Regions from separate parts of the Homo sapiens genome. Here region 1 is linked to region 2. A link is a contact called in ENCODE Hi-C or POLR2A ChIA-PET data. All regions are on one chromosome and are shown on one strand. Each heading gives the region's core, a stretch centred on a gene start or an enhancer-like site at or near the end of the contact. The rest is flanking DNA. Distances are from core to core; before and after follow the strand shown.

Region 1 (6,713 bases), core at 2,743-5,242, 260 kb before region 2:
TTTGTATTTTTAGTAGAGACGGGGTTTCACCATGTGGGCCAGGCTGGTCTCAAACTCCTGACCTCAGGTTATCTGCCCACCTCGGCCTCCCAGAGTGCTGGGATTACAGGTGCACACCACCATGCCTGGCTAATTTTTTGTATTTTTGGTAGAGACAGGGTTTCACCATGTCTCCATGTTTCACCATGTTGGCCAGGCTGGTCTCAAACTCCTGACCTCAGGTGATCTGCCCGCCTCACCTTCCCAGAGTGCTAGGATTACAGGCGTGAGCCACCGCACCAGCTTTTCCAAGTTCTTTTTATAATTTTTTTTAGAGACAGAGTCTTGCTTTGCTGCTCAGGCTGGGGTGTAGTGGTCATCATAGCTCACTGCAGCCTCGACTTCCTGGTCTCAGAGGATCCCCCTGCCTCAGCCTCCTGAGTAGCTGGGACTATATGCATGTGCCACCATGCCCGGATGATTTTTTTTTTTTAAGTTTTTTGTAGAGATGGGGTCTTGCTATGCTGCCCAGGCTGGTCTTGAACTCCCGGGCTCAAGGGATCCTCCTGCCTCAGCCTCCCAAACTGCTTGGATTACAGGTGTGAGCCATGATGCCTGGCAATCTCTGCAAGTTCTAGGCCATCTCCCAGAGGCCCAGACCCACTCTGCCATGTAGACTCCTGCTCCTGCAGGGCTGGGCACAGTGCCTGGTCTGGGCTGGACTCTCAGCATTTGCTGGGTATACACATATGTGTGTGTGTTATTCTGGGGGAAAGGGTCTGTAGTTGTCACTGAATTCCCATGAAACCCAGGACACCAGAAAAGGTTTAACACTCACTCATCCATCACACAATTGTCTTGGGCCTCTCAAACCTAACCTGTCACCTGAGACCAAACTCCTGACCGCAGCCATCCTAACTGGTGCTCCCCATCAGCCTGGGAGAAAGACCCAGGCCTGGACACCCCCTGAAGCCACCTCTCCGCCCGCACCCCCCCTCCAACCCGGCCTCTGGCCTGGCTGATGGAGCAGCCTGCTTGTGGCCAACAGGATGGCCCCAGCAACCTTCCTCCAATAGAAACCACAACTTACAAATACAAAGCATTCCACAACTTTCCTACTGACTTCTGAACAAACCCAGTTCCTCACCAGGACCAAGAAGGCCCTAGTGACAAGCCTGGCCCACTTCTTCCCTCATCAGACCATTCTCTTCCTCACCCACCAGGTTCTGGCCTCCCCGGCCACCCTGGCCTCTCTTTCGTTCTTCAAGCTGGCTCCTGTCTTGAGGTCTCTGCACCTTGGTCTGCCCCTGCCTGGAGAGCTCACCGTCCCAGCCTGGGCCCCCTTCATGTCCGGCTCACAGCCAGCCCCTCCCTGCTGACGCCAGCCACAGCACCCTCTACCCATGGCCTGTTCTGCTTCTTCACGTCACCCTGTTTCACTCTCTCACGGCACTTAGTGGGACTCTGTGACCTACTTGTGTCTGCTTATCCTGAGCCCATTGTCAGCCCCACTGTGGCAGGCAGGGATTAGGTATAGCCCCTGGTCCATGGTGGGTTCTCAGAGATAAATGTTGCAGAGGAGAGGCCTCGAGTAGGACATGCGATGGACTTGCAGAGACAGTGACATGAGCCCCTTCTGGGGGACCCTGGGAGCAGGGATCGCAGGGAGTCAGGAAGGCTACCTTTCTGTCCTTTCTCTCCTTTTTTCTGTATTTATTTTTTTGAGACAGGGTCTTGCTCTGTCACCCAGGCTGGAGGGCAATGGTAGGATCATAGCCCACTGCAGCCTTGAACTCTCAGGCTCAAGCAATCCTCCCGCCTCAGCCTCCAGAGTAGCTGGGACTATAGGAGCGCACCACCATGCCTGGCTAATTTTCTTTTTCTTTTTGTTGGAGAGACGGGGTCTTGCTATGTTGCCCAGGCTGGTCTCGAACTCCTGGCCTCAAGTGATCCACCTGCCTCAGCCTCCCAAAGTGCTGGGCTTACAAATGTGAGCCACTGCACCCGGCCAAAAACGTATTGCTTGAAATGTCAGGCTGTCTGCTTTACTGGAGTACATCCTCCATGTCACTCACACACCTAGCTCTGTGGACAATATGTGTGTCGGTGTGCCTGTGAAAATGGTGGAAGAGGCCCAATTTTAGGTCTGGGTCTCCTGGAAGCAAGAGTGTGGGGTAGTGGGGGCGATGTGAGAATGGGGGACTCCTGGCATTTCCAGGTACTGCGGGGGAGCATTGGATACTCTCAGGGTATGGATCAAAGTTTCAAGCTGAGCTTTTCTTCTCTGAGATCAAGAGGCCCAGAGATCCCAGCCGACAACTTTGGTCTTAATATAAATCACCAGGCTTTGGTTTCTACTGTTTTTAACCAGATGGGCTCATGCTACGCCTGCGGATCTGCAGCTTGCTTTTCTCACTGCACGCTGCAAGAATGTTTATCAGAACCTGGAAGGCACAACCATGCTCTTCTAGATGGCTGCGCCCTAGTCTGTCTCAGACAAGACCCCAGATTTCCCTAAGCAGCCCCTTAGAGCTAGGGCATGTGGAGGGGGTTCCATGGGGTGAGGTTCTGGAAAGGGACCTGCCAATCAAAGGGTTTAAAGATTTTGAAGTTGCCAGGCGCAGTGGCTCACGCCTGTAATCCCAGCACTTTGAGAGGCTGAGGGAGTGGATCATTTGAGGTCAGGAATTTGAGACCAGCCTGGCCAACATGGTGAAACCCATCTCTACTAAAAATACAAAAATCAGCCAGGCAGAGTGGTAGGCACCTGTAATCCCACCTACTTGGGAGGCTGAGGCAGGAGAATTGCTTGAATCCAGGAGGTGGAGGTTGGAGTGAGCCGGGATCATGCCACTGCACTCCAGCCTGGGTGACAAAGTGAGACTCTGTCTCGAAGGAAAAAAAGTCTAGAGGATTTACAGTGAAAAATCCTAATAGTGGTCATGGCCAATGACACCTCTGCATCTTGTGTCCGCTCCATGCTAAGTGTTTTACCCAAGTTCTCCCATCGAATCCTCACGGTGGCCCTAAGACAGTTCCGTGATCCCATTTTGGGAGCTGGGATTCAAACTTGGGCCCGACTCTGGGAGGTTTGCTCCTAACCACCGGGCCCCACTGCACCTGTGCTGACTCATTCAGACCAGATTCCAACACAGAGTGATGCCCTGGAGAGGGGCCCATGCAGTGCAAGTGGGGCCAGCAGCACCGCTCCGTCGGAGGCCCCACCACTTAGGTTTCTGAAGTCTTGTCTTCCCAGCTCTAAAGGTCACCGATCTGGGGATCACTGAGATGAGGCAATGCCTGTGTGAACCTGAACAGACAAAACGTAGCAGCCGAGGCTGGGTTCAAGGTCCCTTCATCCTCCTCCGACCCAGAGGCTCCTTGAGGGCAGAGGCCACAAGTCTCATTATCCCTCGGCCCCAGAGCCCAAGGCAGAGCCCAGGACTGTGTTCATGGACATAGCCCAATGGACAAATGACAGTTCCAATGGTCCAACGACAAAACAACAAAACACAATGACGAAACACCTTTCAACGTACCCCCGACAACCCAATGGGCTCCCGGCCGATCTGGCTGCCCCTCTGAGACCTCGAGCGAGGTACCTGAGAGATTGCAGACGTCTCTGCGGCCAGACCCGAGTCTCCAGACGGCTGCCGATCTACTTTCTCTGAGCTGTTCATCGAATGTTCCATCGAGGACTGTGAATTCTGCTCATCAGAAGCATCTGAGGGAAGAGCAAGACGACAGGAGCTGTTTTCAGACACGTGAGAGGCGGGGCCGGTGGGGCCAAATACTGAAAATACCTTGAATCGGGTAGTTTTGGGGCCAGTGGTCTTTGAAGGCTACAATGAGCTGGGGGGCTGGAGGGCTGGGGAGTCTCCTGTTGATTTTTCAGTGGCGCTGTTTCCAGCAGCCAGGTCACACACGGACCCTGGCGTCTGCAACCCTCTCCTGCACACTTAGCTGCTGAGGGCCCTGGGAGGCGACTGGAGGAGGCTGCAGTCTCTGTGCTGCGTGCACCCAGCACCCCCTGGCGGCCGCAGTGCGCACCAACAATCATGGCTGTCAATTCCTCTCTCCCGCAGCCAAGGTGGCTTCGTCCTAACCTTTTGTAAACATTTCTCTTAATAATATGGGTATTTGGCCGGGCACGGTGGCTCAGGCCTGTAATCCCAGCACTTTGGGAGGCCGAGGCTGGCGGATCACGAGGTCAGGAGATCGAGACCATCCTGGCTAACACGGTGAAACCCCGTCTCTACTAAAAATACAAAAAATTAGCCGGGCGTGGTGGCGGCGGGCGCCTGTAGTCCCACCTACTCGGGAGGCTGAGGCAGGAGGATGGCGTGAACCCGGGAGGCGGAGGTTGCAGTGAGCCGAGATCGCGCCACTGCACTAAAGCTTGGGTGACAGAGCGAAACTCCGTCTCAAAATAATAACAATAATAAGGGTATTTTTCCGATTGCCAGAGCAATGACTGACCATTGCAGGAAACAGAAAAGTACAGAAAAAATAAAGTTAAAAATCACCTGTCACCACCCAGGGACCACCCCACTAATGTTTTAGAGGATTAATTCCCGTCTTTCCAGTTTCCCCTCCCTCCATGCGTACAAATTTTCTCCTCTTCCCAAATGGGGGTCATGTGGTATTTCGGAGGAATTCTTCATGTCTTTAAAGGTTCTTTAAATATCACAGCTTACAAGATGGCCGCACACCATTCCATCAAGGAATCGCCAGTAGAATGAACCCAGTTATTCGGGTGATTTCTCATGCCTGTCTTCCTGCTGCTCCACCCCAAGTTTTCTTTAGCAGAAGGAAGGTGCAGGCTGGATGGGGCGGGGGGGTGGGTGCAGCTTGGGAGGAGGCAGTGGCGGCAGCGGTTTTTCCTAAAGCTTACTGGACACAGAGCCAGACACTCGTGAAGGGGCAGCAAAAATCCTACCCGAGGCCCGGACACCATGGTACCCTGATGTTAAAAAGCACACACGAAACGAATCCTAGAGAATGCCTGTGCGACCAAGACTTCCCTGCTGGGGTTTCTGAGGCAGAGTAATAACAAAGGGGAAAATAACCCATGCTTAAGTTTAAAAGCAAGCAGGCAAGATGGGAAGAAGAAGGAGACAGTGCAGGGCCTGGGACAGGCCGGGACACAGAGGGCGGGGGAACGGGACAGCAAGACCCTCCTTCCCAGGGAGTCTGAGCAGGGTTGACACTTACTTCTCAGACTAGGAGCCCTGGCCGGGCGCGGCGGCTCACGCCTATAATCCCACCACTTTGGGAGGCCAAGGCAGGCGGATCACTTGAAGTCAGGAGTTCAAGACCAGCCTGGCCAACATGGTGAAACCCCGTCTCTACTAAAAATACAAAAATTAGCCAGGCATGGTGGTGCACGCCTGTAATCCCAGTTACTCGGAGGCTGAGGCAGGAGAATCGTTTGAACCCAGGACCACCTCCTGGATTGGGAGCCGAGATCATGCCACGGCACTCCAGCCTGGGCGACAGAGTAAGACTGTCTCAAAAAACGACAACAACAACAAAAACAGGCTAGGCACGGTGGCTCACGCCTGTAATCCCAGCACTTTGGGAGGCTAAGGTGGGTGGATCGGCTGAGGTCAGGAGTTTGAGACCAGCCTGGCCAACATGGCAAACCCCCCCCCCCCCCCGACTAAAAAAATACAAAAGTAAGCCAGGCGTGGTGTCGCGCGCCTGTAATCCCAGCTACTTGGGAGGCTGAGGCAGGAGAATCCCATAAACCCAGGAGGCGGAGGTTCCAGTGAGACAAGATCATGCCACTGCACTCCAGCCTGGGTGACAGAGTGAGACTCTGTCTCCAAAACAAAACAAAACAAAAAACAAAACAATAAAAAAACAAAAAGAAAGAAAACATTATGCTGAGTGAGAAGTCAGACACAAAAGGCCACAGAGTATATGATTCCATTTATATGAAAAGTCCAGAATAGGCAAACCCATGGAGACAGAAAGTTTCGTGGTTGCCCTGGGCAGGGACCCAGTGTTGCTGGGGAAGGGAGAAGTGGAGAATGATTGCGGCTGGGTGCAAGGTTTCTTTCTGGGGTGATTAAAATGTTTTGGAACCAGATAGAAGTGGTGGTTGCACAACCTTGTGAGTGTACTGTCAGTGAATTATTCACTTAACCTGGTTAATTTTATGTGAATTTCATCTCAATAAAAAGAAAAATCACCCAGGTGTAGTTGCTCACACCTGTACTCCCAACACTTTGGAAGGCCAAGGTGGGAAGATAGCTTGAGCTCAGGAGTTTGTGAACAGCCTGGGAAATATAGTGAAATCTCATCTCTAGTTTATTTATTTTTTTTTTTTAAAAGAGAGGGGCCAGGCCAGGCCAGGCGTGGTGGCTCACACCTGTAATCCCAGCATTTTGGGAGACCAAGGCAGGCAGATCACTTGAGGTCAAGAGTTCAAGACCAGCCTGGCCAACATGGTGAAACCCCGTCTCTACTAAAAATATAAAAAGTAGCTGGGTGTGATGGCAGGTGCCTGTAATCTCAGCTACTCGGGTGGCTGAGGCAGGAGAATCGCTTGACCCCAGGAGGCGGAGGTTGCAGTGAGCGGAAAATCGCACCACTGCACTCCAGCCTGGGTGACAGAGTGAGACTTTGTCTCAAAAAAAAAAAAAAAAAAAAAAAAAGAGAGAGAGAGAAATCATGTTATTGTTATACTCTATTTCATAATAAATGTTTGCTTTAACATAAATATTTAA
Region 2 (6,360 bases), core at 1,213-3,712:
GTGGGCCCAGCGCGGCCCAGCCTCCGAGGAAGCTCTGAGCAGCTGGCTTGGCTCCGAGGTATTTTTAGCTACAGATCCAGCCCCCCTCCATCACCACAACAGTCGAGTCCAAATCAAACGCGCTCCAGGCAGGTGGGGCTGGGGTTCTGCCAGCCTCCTGGCCAGCAGGGGTGGGTGGGCAGACTGGGGCCAGTATCAGCTGTTCTGCCTGGACCCAGGCCGGGCTGGGAAGGCACACTTGTGCTTATTTCCCGCCTCCACTTCTGTGCAAGCTTGTGCTGTCATAAGCAGAGATCACAGCCCCATTTCTTGGATGGAGAAAGTGGACACTGAGGTCTGAGGCTTTTGAGGACAGTCAGGAGCCCTCCTATGGGCTCCAGTGATGCACTCACCAGCTTCTGGTCCTCTTCTTCCACCTCTTAGAGTGCCTTGGCTCCCTCCTGTCGTCCTGGGGAACCTCGGCCCCAGCCCTGCCTCCCCAGCCAGTCACAGCTCCTCCCTGGTCACCCTGAGGGAGCTCAGGGCCCGGCTGGTAGCTGGGTTGCTCTGCTTCTGTCCCCCACTCCTGTGGAGCCTGGCAGGCAACTCCATGATCTGACCCCGGTTACCTTGACAGCCCTGCCTGGCCTCCCCTCTCATGGCCCAGCCACCCCAGAACCTGAAGAGGTTTTCTAGCTGCCGTGCATTTGCCAGGCTGGGTTACCCACCCTACTTTCCCTGCCTGCCCTCCAGTGCTGCCAGGCCTAGTGTGCCAGCCAGCGCTCAGCCTTCAGTAAAGGGTTCCCCTGCTTCCAACCTCCATTGCACTGCTTCCCCTAAGACTGTGACCTCCTGGAAGGCTGGAGCACAACTGCCTCTCAATAAACGTGTTGCAAAAAAGGAATGGATGAGTTGCTGTGCATTTGTCTAGGGGGTGCTTGACCCAGGAGATTACCCTTTGCCCAGTGCCTGAAGAGGGCGTCCACTGAGAACCTGGGGTGCCTCCCCGGCCTCCCCTTCCCAGCTCTGCTGTGGTCTTGGGATTCTGTGGGCGGTCGCTGCTGCCCTCTGGTGGTCAGACCGTGCCTTGCTTGCACTGTGAGAACCTTGACCATGGAACTGCCAGGTTGGCGGTTTTCCTCCACGAAGTGAGGTTTACATGACCCTTGCCGAGACCTTGAAAACTGGGAGTCTTCGGGGTGGGGTCGCCAGCAAAAAGATCCTGAGTCCTGCCAGCCCCTATCTGAGGAAACTACGAAGGCCACTTGCCCCCAACCATGCTGCTGTTGGGGGTTTTGTTAGAAATGGGCTCTTCCTACCCCAGCTGGTAGGATCCCACTCTCGGCCATGCTCTCGTGCCTGTCTGCCGTGGACCGGCTCCAGGGGGGGGTCCCTCTGCCACCCTGTCGACTCATCTGGGTGGTGCAGAGGGCAGTCAGCCCGCCCAGGGTGAGGAGTAAGAGGAGGGGTGGGGGTTACGGGTAATTCAGCCAGCAGCCCTGATAGCACTGCCTACAGTAAGTGCTCAACAAATAAGCTGTTTTGATCAGGGGATGGGAGAGTTGGGGGGATTCCTGGGATGAAGGACATGTGGCTGCTGGCAAGGAAACGCATTTTCTTACATTTCTTGGTGGGTGTGGGGTTATCAGTCTCCAAAGCTCCAGGAGAGGGACCAAGTTGACTTCAACTAGAGCTACTCCAACCTGCCCCTCCCTGACGACGTCTTGCGTGGTTCACGCCTCTGGCTCCTGCCGGAAGGAGGCGGCCGCCCCTAGTGGTTTCGGGCCAACCTGCGCCCGGAGCGGCCGGCGCCGAGGCGATTGCCCGGCAGAGGGCGTCAGACGTCCACCCTGCAGCCCAGGGTCGGGGTGCGGGTAAGCGGAGCCCAGTCCCTCACCCCGAACCCGCGTGCACGCTGGCGTCCCTGGCCCAGGCGAGGTGGGCAGACATGACTCTCGCGTCAGCATCTTCCCTGGTGCCACCGCCGCTACCTCCTGTGGGGAAGCTGAGGCCAGAGGCGGACATGTGCCAAGCCACACCGCTGGGGCAGTGCAAAGTTGAGGGGCTCTTCCCGGAGCTGGAGGCCGGGGGCTTCTCGAACCCGGTGCGGAGGCACAGCCAGCCAATCCGGGAGACCCTGTCTGGCCGCGCCAGCCAATCAGAGGGTCCCTGCCGAAGGCGGAGCCTGCTAATCAGGGGCACCTGGAGTCGCTGGGCAGCCACGATCGGGTCTCGCCGGCGAGGGGCGCGACGTGACGCGCGGAGGGTGGCGGTGGGTTGGGGGTGGGAGCTTTGCTCGCAGCTGAGCCCCGTTTTTCCGGTGCTGCAGTATCCCTGGGACTGAGAGCTGAATACCCACACCCAGGGCTGAGACCTTAGCAGAAAGGAAACTGAGGCTGGGAGGTCGGCCGGGAGGCTGCCTGGCGGAGGCGGCGCTGCTCCGAGTGGGCGGGGCTGGTTCCGGCCCCGCCCCGCCCCCGACCTCTTGGCTCCGCTAGTGCCCGGCGCGCCGCCGCCAGTGCTGCGGGCTCCGGGCAATGGATGCCCCCGGGGCCCTGGCCCAGACCGCCGCCCCCGGTCCGGGCAGGAAGGAGCTGAAGATCGTGATCGTGGGCGACGGCGGCTGCGGCAAGACCTCGCTGCTCATGGTGTACAGCCAGGGCTCCTTCCCCGAGGTGAGGCCCGCAGCGGGGCTGGGGTGGGGGCGAGGGACGCCCCTTACCCTGAGCCCAGAGCCCCGACCCTCAGTCCCCAGCGTCCCGAGCACGGACAGGCGGCCGCCACCCCGGGGCGCCCCCTCGGGAATTCCAGAGCCCAGCGGGGTGAGGGGGGGCTGATCCGGGACGAGTGAGGGGGGTGGACAGTGGATTCAGCTGGAACTTTGGCCCCCGCCGGCCCCACTAAGGACCAACCCGACCCCCTCTCCCGCAGCACTACGCCCCATCGGTGTTCGAGAAGTACACGGCCAGCGTGACCGTTGGCAGCAAGGAGGTGACCCTGAACCTCTACGACACGGCCGGTGAGTGCGCCTGCGCGCCGGGGGGCCCGAGGGTCCGCCCGCCCGAAGGGTTTCCCCTCCCGGGCGTCCCCCACTGGGTGTCCCCGCCCTGCAGCCTTGGCAGGGCCTTGGCCGGCTCTTCACTCCTGGAGGCCGCTCAGGGGCGCTGGCTGCGGGGCCCTAGAGGCCAAGCCCTATACGTAAGTGGAAGGTGTTTGGAGGAGGAGGTGAACTCTGGGGCCACCCTCCCAGCTCTGTGCTGAGAGCCCACAGCTCGTTCCTCTCCTGTGGTTCTAGAAAGCAGTGGGCTGCTCTTGGGCCTCCCATGGTTCCAGGATTGCTGCGCTACCTGCTGTGGTCTCTGCAGACTCTGTGAGCTGCAGATTTGAGTCCCTTGGTGCTCGGATTGCCTGGGCTGTGTGTCTGGGTCCTGTGGTTCTGGGATGCTCCCGGCTGCAGATCAGCCTGTGGCTCCAGGGCTCTGTGGCCTGCGCTCTGCAGCCTGAGGCTCTGGGGTCCTGTGGATGCGAGTTCTGTGTCTGCAGCTCCCAGGATTCCACGGCTTGCAGTTGGTGGTTCTGGAATTGCGTGGCTACAATTACTTCTGTGCTTTCCTAGTTCCCTGGGACAAAACCAGACAGTGTAGAAAATGAACTGAGGAAGGAACAGAGCACTGGGGGCAGGGGCCCCACACCAGGCTCTGCCTGCCACCTGCAGGCCCCCACGGGTGGTTTACGGATTTATGTGCAATTGCTTGGGAGTCGGTGTTGTGAGGGGTGGGGACAGGAGAAACAGTCAGTGGGAGGACCCTGACTCCCATCTGGGCTTCATCAACATTGGGGACCAAAGGTTGAGATCCCCAGGTGGGGCCTCACCCCACCTCTGTGACTCAGTGTTTAGTGACCTGCAGGGAACCACGTCATCCGGTGGCCCTCTCCGGCCAGCCAAGCCTTGTGTGTGTGAGGTGAGGTCAGACACTGACCTAGGATGGAGCCAAAATCCAGACACCTCCACCCCCACCTAGACCTTGGAGAGGACCCGAAAAGGGGCTGTCCTAGCTCAGAGCCCCCCTCCATTCCGACTTCAGCAGGTCCTATCGTGGCCTCTGAGGAACCTGTCTTTGTGGGATGTGGGCCCTGTAGGGCCAACCCCAAAACAGCGCCTGTCTCTAGCCCCTGGTGAGCTGGGAGAGCTGAGGCATCAGAGGAATTCCCGGGGCGTGGCCCGGGGGTAGTAAAAGTCATGGTCTGGGACACCTTTACTCTCATGTTTCCTGTGCAGTAGCCAGGGAGGGGCAAGGTCATTGACCCACTTTTTGAGTCAAGTGCTGCTGGGTGGAGACATTCACAGCAACCCACTGCCCTGCAAGAGGTCAGGAGGTTTTTTCTTTCCTCCTCCTCTGCCATCAGGGCCTCCCCTATCAGGTCCCGGGGTTCACTGTTCAGGGCAGCCTCCACATCATAAGAACAGGGATGGCCTTTCTGGCCTTGCCCAGAGAGAGATGCTCAAGGAACATGTCAGAGTAGATTGAGTTGTGGAGATTCTGGAAAGCTGCAAGTTGCTGTAGGAAGAATTTGTGCTAAGAGCTGCTACCAGAGGGATGGAGGAGCATCCCCTGCTACAGTCACCAGAAGCAGGCGACCACTGGCACCATGGGGATCCCATCCATGGTCCCATCCTGTTCCTGCCATCCTCTTTGGAGTCAGATCTGGGCTTTGACCCCAGCTCTATTGGCTACGTATCATTGGGGATGTCTGGGCCTCAGTTTCCTGATCTGTCATGAGCACTAAGAGGGTCATGAGGATTAAATCAGATTAATATATGATGTCCACCAGCCTGCCCAACATGGTGAAACCCCATCTCTACTAAAAATCCAAAAATTAGCTGGGTGTGGTGGTGGGCACCTGTAATCCCAGCTACTCGGGAGGCTGAGGCAGGAGAATCGTTTGAACCCGGGAGGCAGAGGTTGCAGTGAGCCGAGATTGTGCCATTGCAGTCCAGCCTGGGTGACAGGGCGAGACTACATCTCCCAGCACTTTGGGAGGCTGAGGCAGGAGGATTGCTTGAAGCCAGGAGTTCAAGACCAGCCTGGGCAACATGATGAAACCCCGTCTCTACTAAAAGTATAAAAATTAGCCAGGCGTGTTGGCACATACCTATAGTCCCAGCTACTCGGAAGGCTGAGGCAGGAGAATTGCTTGAACCCAGGAGGCGGAAATTGCAGTGAGTCAAGATCACGCTACTGCACTCCAGCCTGGGCAACAGAGCGAGACCCTGTTTCAAAAAATAAAAATTAAAAAAAATTAAAAAGATCCTCCTACCATCCCTGCCCAGCCCTAGCTCAAGCCTGTGCTTTGGAATCTACGGTGCCATGCCCCAAGCTGACCCCCAGACCCTGCTGCAGCGGGGAGATCTATCTTCCCTGGCAAGTCTCTTCCAAGCAGCAGAGAAGCAGGGCTCAGGGGAGGTGGCTAGCCTCACAGTCTGACAGACCCCAAGGAGGGGCACCCAGGGAGAAGAGATCTGGCTGCTCCCTGTAGGGTATCCCCCCGTGACCAGGGAAGGCTTGCTCATAGGAGGAAATCCCCTGGTCAGTGAGTGCCACCAGGGAGAGCCCAGGTCCCAGTGCTTGTCATGGAGCAAGGCCTGGAAGGTGATGGAATGAATGGGTAGTGGATCCGAATGCCGGAGATGATTCATCTCGGCCTGCAGGTGGACGGCTCTCAGGAGAACAGGACAGAAAGCCATGGCCAGGCGGCCACGTAGAGAGAGGCAAAGGCCAAGAGGGTGAGGGAATGGCCAAGCCAGAAATGAGTCTAGTAAACGTAGTTGTAGAAAGTTCTAGAACCCAATGGGCCACACACAGTGGCGGAAGGGGCATCTTCCCGACTGGTGGCCACCAGAGCTGTGAGACAGGGGTGGCTCTCAGAGGCTGAATTTCTCCACACCCAGGACCAAACGCTGGTCCTGGGCAGGGGCCGGACGCTGCCCACAGGGGCCCTCGTGGAAGGCCCGTGTGGCTGTCTCCCTCCTGAGGAAGTAGTTACAGACACCACAGCGGAGGGAGGGCAGATCGGGTGACGGGGCTCGCAGGGCTCAGAAGGGAAGGGGCGGGGGCCATGGCACTCACTGCTCTGTCGGCCTCACCGGGGCCCTGACATCCTCTGAGGCAGGAAGCTGCGGTGAAGTCTGAAGTTTCCTGGGCCGGGGGAGGCGGGGTGAGGTGGGCTGTGAAGACACAGACGGGAGAGTGAGCTCATCAGGGCCAAGGTGTGGGGTCCAGGGTTAGAGGGGCACAGGATGGGATAGGGGTTGCCCGGGGAGCGGTGGTCCCCTTTTCAGCCTGAGATGGGAACAGAAAGAAAATTGTTAGGCAATGGAGT

Evidence for each region. Hi-C counts contacts between places; a loop is a spot of excess contacts on that map. ChIA-PET counts read pairs that join two places held with the same protein, here RNA polymerase II (POLR2A). Pooled maps may share reads with other maps.
Region 1: a loop to region 2 is called in a map with no recorded cell type, with 23 times the contacts of the local background. The contact joins the enhancer-like site here to the promoter of RHOF in region 2. A Hi-C loop is called at or near these places in 2 of 168 maps with a recorded cell type or tissue (PC-9 and sigmoid colon), 1 of 37 single-sample maps with no recorded cell type and 7 of 50 pooled maps. POLR2A ChIA-PET finds 5 or more read pairs at or near these places in 6 of 52 experiments (AG04450, BJ, Caco-2 and 3 more).

The regions. Positions count from the first base shown.
Region 1 is chr12:122,051,795-122,058,507 of GRCh38, reverse strand. It overlaps BCL7A (BAF chromatin remodeling complex subunit BCL7A), which reads right to left. Exons shown (of 6, transcript NM_001024808.3): 5 at 3,582-3,703. Among named protein-coding and RNA genes, the nearest start is that of LINC02985, 8.1 kb to the left of the region's middle. RefSeq lists an enhancer at 3,116-3,730. Within about 2 kb of position 3,992, at least 4 of the 41 ENCODE cell types and tissues checked have a DNase peak (open chromatin) inside an H3K27ac peak, as active enhancers do.
Region 2 is chr12:121,789,790-121,796,149 of GRCh38, reverse strand. It overlaps RHOF (ras homolog family member F, filopodia associated), which reads left to right and starts at 2,462. Exons shown (of 5, transcript NM_019034.3): 1 at 2,462-2,654; 2 at 2,911-2,998. The coding sequence starts at 2,517. LINC01089 (long intergenic non-protein coding RNA 1089) reads left to right here. Exons shown (of 4, transcript NR_152740.1): 4 at 1-883. It also overlaps a transcript of SETD1B not described here. RefSeq lists enhancers at 468-637, 933-1,473, 2,018-2,067, 2,014-2,554, 2,560-3,391 and 3 more and a silencer at 2,548-3,087.